Regions from separate parts of the Homo sapiens genome. Here region 2 is linked to region 1. Evidence: read pairs that join two places in POLR2A ChIA-PET (ENCODE). Cell type or tissue: Panc1. All regions are shown on one strand. Links, peaks and the distances in the headings refer to the core of each region. The heading gives the core; the rest is flanking DNA. Region 1 overlaps ELMOD1 (ELMO domain containing 1). Region 2 has its middle 7.0 kb from the start of ELMOD1.

The links. ChIA-PET counts read pairs that join two places held together with the same protein. Peaks named below come from ENCODE experiments on the same cell type or tissue, not always from the same donor. Only the 100,000 strongest peaks of a DNase experiment are listed, where the experiment ranks them.
Region 2: POLR2A ChIA-PET joins it to region 1 with 6 read pairs; 4 of 35 experiments call an interaction of 5 or more read pairs at or near these places.

Annotation. Positions count from the first base shown.
Region 1 is chr11:107,641,595-107,644,414 of GRCh38, forward strand. All of the region lies in intron 6 of ELMOD1 (ELMO domain containing 1), which reads left to right. It also overlaps the pseudogene LOC107984382. Among named protein-coding and RNA genes, the nearest start is that of ELMOD1, 52 kb to the left of the region's middle. In Panc1, for the core only: no CTCF peak of the experiment used is centred there; no DNase peak of the experiment used is centred there.
Region 2 is chr11:107,582,736-107,585,555 of GRCh38, forward strand. No RefSeq gene overlaps it. Among named protein-coding and RNA genes, the nearest start is that of ELMOD1, 7.0 kb to the right of the region's middle. In Panc1, for the core only: no CTCF peak of the experiment used is centred there; a DNase peak (open chromatin) is centred at 1,296.

The DNA.
Region 1 (2,820 bases), core at 307-2,806:
GGCAGGCTTCCAGTGGGAACATCATTTACATGCCTTATCATCATCCTCTCATATGTAACAGTCCACTGGTGCAGGAAGGTAAATCCTGTCCAAGTATGCTAGCCTAGAATATACTTTATGTAGCATAGTAAGATTATTTAAGTATTACTAATGCTTCATTTGCACTTATATTTAGATTATACATAATCCTATATGCATATTAAAAACTCATTTCCCAAAATGAGATAAAAACATTTCAGGTAAGATGGAACTATGTACTACAGAACTTACAATATCTAAACTCAGAGGTAAAATCAAAGGAAAACATTACTACCTTTTTAGTAAATGGATTGTATGAGCTTACTCTTTTTTTTTTTTTTTTTTTTTTTTAGATGGAGTCTCACTCTGTCACCCAGGCTGGAGTGCAGTGGTGCCATCTCAGCTCACTGCAACCTCTGCCTCCCGGGTTCAAGCAATTCTCTGCCTCAGCCTCCCAAGTAGCTGGGATTACAGGCACCTGCCACCATGCCCGGCTAATTTTTGTATTTTGAGTAGAGACAGGGTTTCACCATCTTAGCCAGGCTGATCTTGAACTCCTGACCTCATGATCCACCTGCCTTGGCCTCCCAAAGTGCTGGGATTACAGGCCTGAGCCACCGCACGTGGCCCCTCACTCATTTTTTAATAGATGGGTTTGTCTGATGAGGATTATAATCCAATATTTGGTTAGCAGCAATTTTACCAAACTGTAAGTTCTTTTATTAACAGACATTATAAACAGATAATACTAATCTTATTTACTTATTTATTTTTGAGATGGAGTCTCACTCTGTCACCCAGGCTGGAGTGCAGTGGCACGATCTCGGCTCACTGCAACCTCCACCTCCCAGGTTCAATCAATTCTCTGCCTCAGCCTCCCAAGTAGCTGGGATTACAGGCACCCGCCACCACACCCAGCTAATTTTTTTTGTATTTTTAGTAGAGACGGGGTTTCACCGTCTTGGCCAGGCTGGTCTTCAACTCCCGACCTCGTGATCCACCTCAGCCTCCCAAAGTGCTGAGATTACAGGTGTGAGCCACCGCGCCCAGCAATACTAATCTTATTTAAAAATAATGAGTGCCACACTGGTGAATATACAGCTTATGAATAACTTTAAAAAATTTTCCCATTATAAAAGGCAAACACAGCAGACAACTATACTAAACGAAGAAGCTAGAATACAGATACATGATTGATGGGTCTAAAATGATACATACCGTACATAATTAATGTTAATCATGTGATCGTTATATTTTTCTTTGTGATTCCCCTTCATGCTACTTTCTCCAGAAACTGAATTCTGAACTTCCTCTTCTAAAGTTGGTACAATCAGGTTATCCTTGGACATCAAATTTTCTTTTATCACAAACTTAGTGATACAAAATGACACAAAAATGTTTCGTTTTCATATTCATCCAATATCTGGAGTAATAAAAAGAAGCATGTGGCCAGGCACAGTGGCTCACGCCTGTAATCCCAGCAATTTGGGAGGCCGAGACCAGCAGATCACTTGAGGTCAGGAGTTCGAGACCAGCCTGGCCAACATGGTGAAACCCCATCCTGACCAACATGGTGAAACCTCATCTCTACTAAAAACACAAAAATTAGCTGGGCATTGTGGCTGGCACCTGTAATCCCAGCTACTCAGGAGGCTGAGGAAGGAGAATCGCTTTAACCCGGGAAGCAGAAGTTGCAGTGAGCTGAGATCACACCAGTGCACTCCAGCCTGGGTGACAGAATGAGACTCCATCTAGGAAAAAAAAAAAAAAAAAGCATGTGAAAATATTCTGGAAATCTTAAAGTATGCTGGTCCAAGTTTTGCTATAGATGATTCCTTTATACTAACCCTGCTGGGGAAATAGTTACTGCTTTTCAGAAGACACAGCACCATCAAGTCTGTGTCTAGTATAGTCTGTAGTAGAACACTCTTGGAGTTTTATGAGCCACACAAAGAAAACTCCATTGTTCAGTTGCTGTCATTTGAGTACAAGTATCTGGACGGCATTCAGTCTGAAGTTTGACAGCAAGTCCATTTAGCTCAAGGCAGAATTACCTTAAATGTTCATACTTCCATATACCTGCATCTTGGCCTTCAGGTGGCTCAAGATTTTTGTCAGTATTGGAGCAATCTTGACTCTTATGTTCTGTTGCGTATACTGCTGAACAGCTAGCGTACTGTCCATTTCATCAAAAGAATCGTCAGGCCAGGTGCCCAGCCTGGTCCACCTCAGCATTGCCATGCCCTCTGCCATCACCACAGTGCCATCATCTGAAGATTAACAACTTAATTAAGAACACTTTTTAGCCATTTGTCTAGCCTTTCATGATCCATAAAATTATTAAAATGAAATTTCTTTTTAAAGCATTTTATTATTCAGGCCAGGCACGGTGGGTCATATCTGTAATCCTAGAACTTTGGGAGGCCGAGGCAGGTGGATCACTTGAGGTCAGGAGTTTGACACCAGCCTGGCCAACATGGCGAAACCCTGTCTCTACTAAAAAATAAAATAAAATAAAATAAAAAATACGAAAATGAGCTGGGCATGGTGGTACACACCTGTAGTCCCAGCTACTTGGGAGGCTGAGGCACAAGAATCCCTTGTACCCAGGAAGCAGAGGTTGCAGTGAGCTGAGATCATGCCACTACACTCCAGCCTGGGCGGCAGAGTGAGACCCTGTCTCCAAAGAAAAAAAAAAAAAGCATTTTATTATTCAAATGTTTTACTAAGCATTTAATAAGCATCCCACGCTATAAGCATTCACCCAATGAGTAAGGTTTGTCACCCACCTACGGAAATGAA
Region 2 (2,820 bases), core at 232-2,731, 59 kb before region 1:
TAGAAGGTAAAGACCATCTACAGGTTTGACAGCATCCACATAACGAGATGTGCTAGAAATTTTCTACCAAATTCTCCACTCACGGAAGAAAATATCTTTAGTTCATGTCCCCAATATTCCATGGAATTATGAATTATGTTTCATTAAGATTGAGCTACTAGCCGCTCTTTAGTGAATTTTTCTGCCATTTTTATGAGAACAACAACAACAACAAAAGCCTTTGCGGGTAATTTTGCAACTTACTTCTCTCACTTGAAGCTGACTCTGCACTGGGATGTTGAGAGTGTGATGGCATTTGTTGTAATTTCTGTTTTTCTCTTGGGTGTTCGTCCTCCTCCTTTCTTATTTTAGGATACCTGTCTACTTTCACATATGAGAGACTCGAGTAACTCAGAACTTTGATCTAGAGATAAGAGTGAAATAGGGAACAGGAAAAATATAATTGAATTCTATTTAACTAAAGCACAATTCTTATTTTCATAAAAGGATAGACATTATAAGTAAAAAAAAAAAAGGCAAATTTGTTCACCTACTGGTGCCTCCTGAGCCTCCAAATTTCTCCCTATTATCACTGGCTGCTTCTCTGCCATTAAAAATTACTGATAATTCTACCATCTACGGTAGTGCCTTCTATACTGGCGCTAAAGAAATACCAGATAAAGTGATCTGACAAGTAAAAAAGGGACTTTAAAAGGGGACTTTATTTCTCTGTACATTCAACAAAATCTCTTATCTCCTTTATTCCGAAGACCATAGAAAACAATCAAGTCAGAGGCTTGTGGGAGCCCCCTATGTCATTTTCATTGAGTTAATATGTAAAGTGCTTAGGATAGTGCCTGGCACATAGTAAGAGCATGTATGTTAGTTATTTTTATCCCTTTTTATTACCTTCAGGTAATTTTATTATTATATTTGGGCTACAACCAATTTTTAGGACCTAAACATGTGTAATCTCTCTAGATATGTGTCTTATTTATAGTAGGCACTCAAGAAATCTTATTGAATTGAAGTAAAGGAAGTTAATCCTGGTGAAGTCATAAATAACGTTTTCGAGTTTCAGAGATGCTTCATAGAAGAAATGCCCTTTCGAGAGTAAAAAAGCAAAGAACAGGTGTTCTAAACACAGCTGTTATGTGGAATTTCAAGAGCTGAAAAGTCAAAACTTTCATGGGCACATTGCTCCAGGCTGCTCTATATTGTGATTAGTACACTTCAATACATGATGCCATGAAATGTAAAGCCACAGACTTTTATGTGACCTACATACTTGTACTGCATGAGTAACAGGGCACTGTCATGATGTGTCACTGAGCTAAGAGTAGGCATGCTCCTTGGTGGAATATTTTTATTGTGTGTAGGAAATTCTGGGACATACTAAAGAAAAATGGATCATAAACACTCCTTCCAATGGGCTCCCATCAGAAAGCTGTTCATATCTCTAGTCCACCATGTACTTCTTTGCATTGTTTATCTGCTTCCATCACTTTCTTCTACTACCAAGCTGTGAGCTTCTTGAAGGCAGTCTCCACATTATTTATCTTCATATCTCCAGTGCTCACCAGAACCTAGCACATAGCACTCAGCAAGTGTTAAATGAAGACAGGATGTCACAGTAATCTTCATCTTTTTCAGTTTCCATAGTAAATAAGCAGGAGAAATGTCTCCATGTATATTTTGTATATTAAAATTTACAAACCAAAAATTGAGATCTATTGTCTGAAACACAATCTGACAGTGAGAGAAAATATTTGAAATCTAGATGATCTCAGAAAATTCTGAACAGATGAATGCCCTATCCATGTGTGAGTTACATTATTCATTTATTCTTCCCTTTCTCTCTCCATCTATCCAGCCATTCACTCACCTATCTGTCCCTCATCATCCATCCATTCATCCATGACTTTATTAAAGGACACCACCAACTCACATTTTCAAAAATATGGAGGAAATTTCTTGCTTTAGACTTATGAAAATAACTGCAAAGTGGCAAGATTACCTTTCTTTGCTTTAGTACAGAATTTGTTGCTAACAGCTCATATAATATAGGATTTTATTCAAATTTATAAAAATATTTAAAAATTTTTTTTCAAAATGTAAACAAAAGGAAAAGAACACATTTTATTACTTTTTAAAATCTTTCTACCACAAGCTGGCAGATTCTAGAAAAAGAGGACTGGCCACAGTGGCTCAGGCCTGTAATCCCAGCACTTTGGGAGGGCAAGGTGGGTGGATCATTTGAGGTCAGGAGTTCAAGACCAGCTTGGACAACATGGCAAAACACCATCTCTACTAAAAAATACAAAAATTAGCTGGGCGTGGTGGTGCATGCCTGTAATCCCAGCTACTTGGGAGGCTGAGGCACAAGAATCGCTTGAACCCAGGAGGCAGAAGTTTCAGTGAGCCGAGATCGTACCATTGCACTCCAGGCTGGGTGACAAAAGTGACAGAATTCTTCAGTTTTGAGATAAAAATAAACTTCTGTTCCATAGGCACAAATAAGCCTTAGTGTTTATGTTTATTGTGAGGTAAATAGTAGAAAGATTAAGTCAAATCATACAATCCTCATGTGGGGTATAAATGTGGATTTTTTGCATTAGAAAATATTTTGGAATAAAACAACCTCACAAATTTGCCATACATACCAGAATAAGAAACTTGTTAAAATGTTGTAATGCCTAATAACTATTGTTAGAATGTATTAGTCGTGTCCTTTCAATAGTTTAATATGACCAAGCCATCTGTTTGAAATGTAATTTTGCCTGAGATTTTGTCTCTAGTTTTTTAATTCTTCTAAACTAAACGTCCAGCAGAATTCTCTTA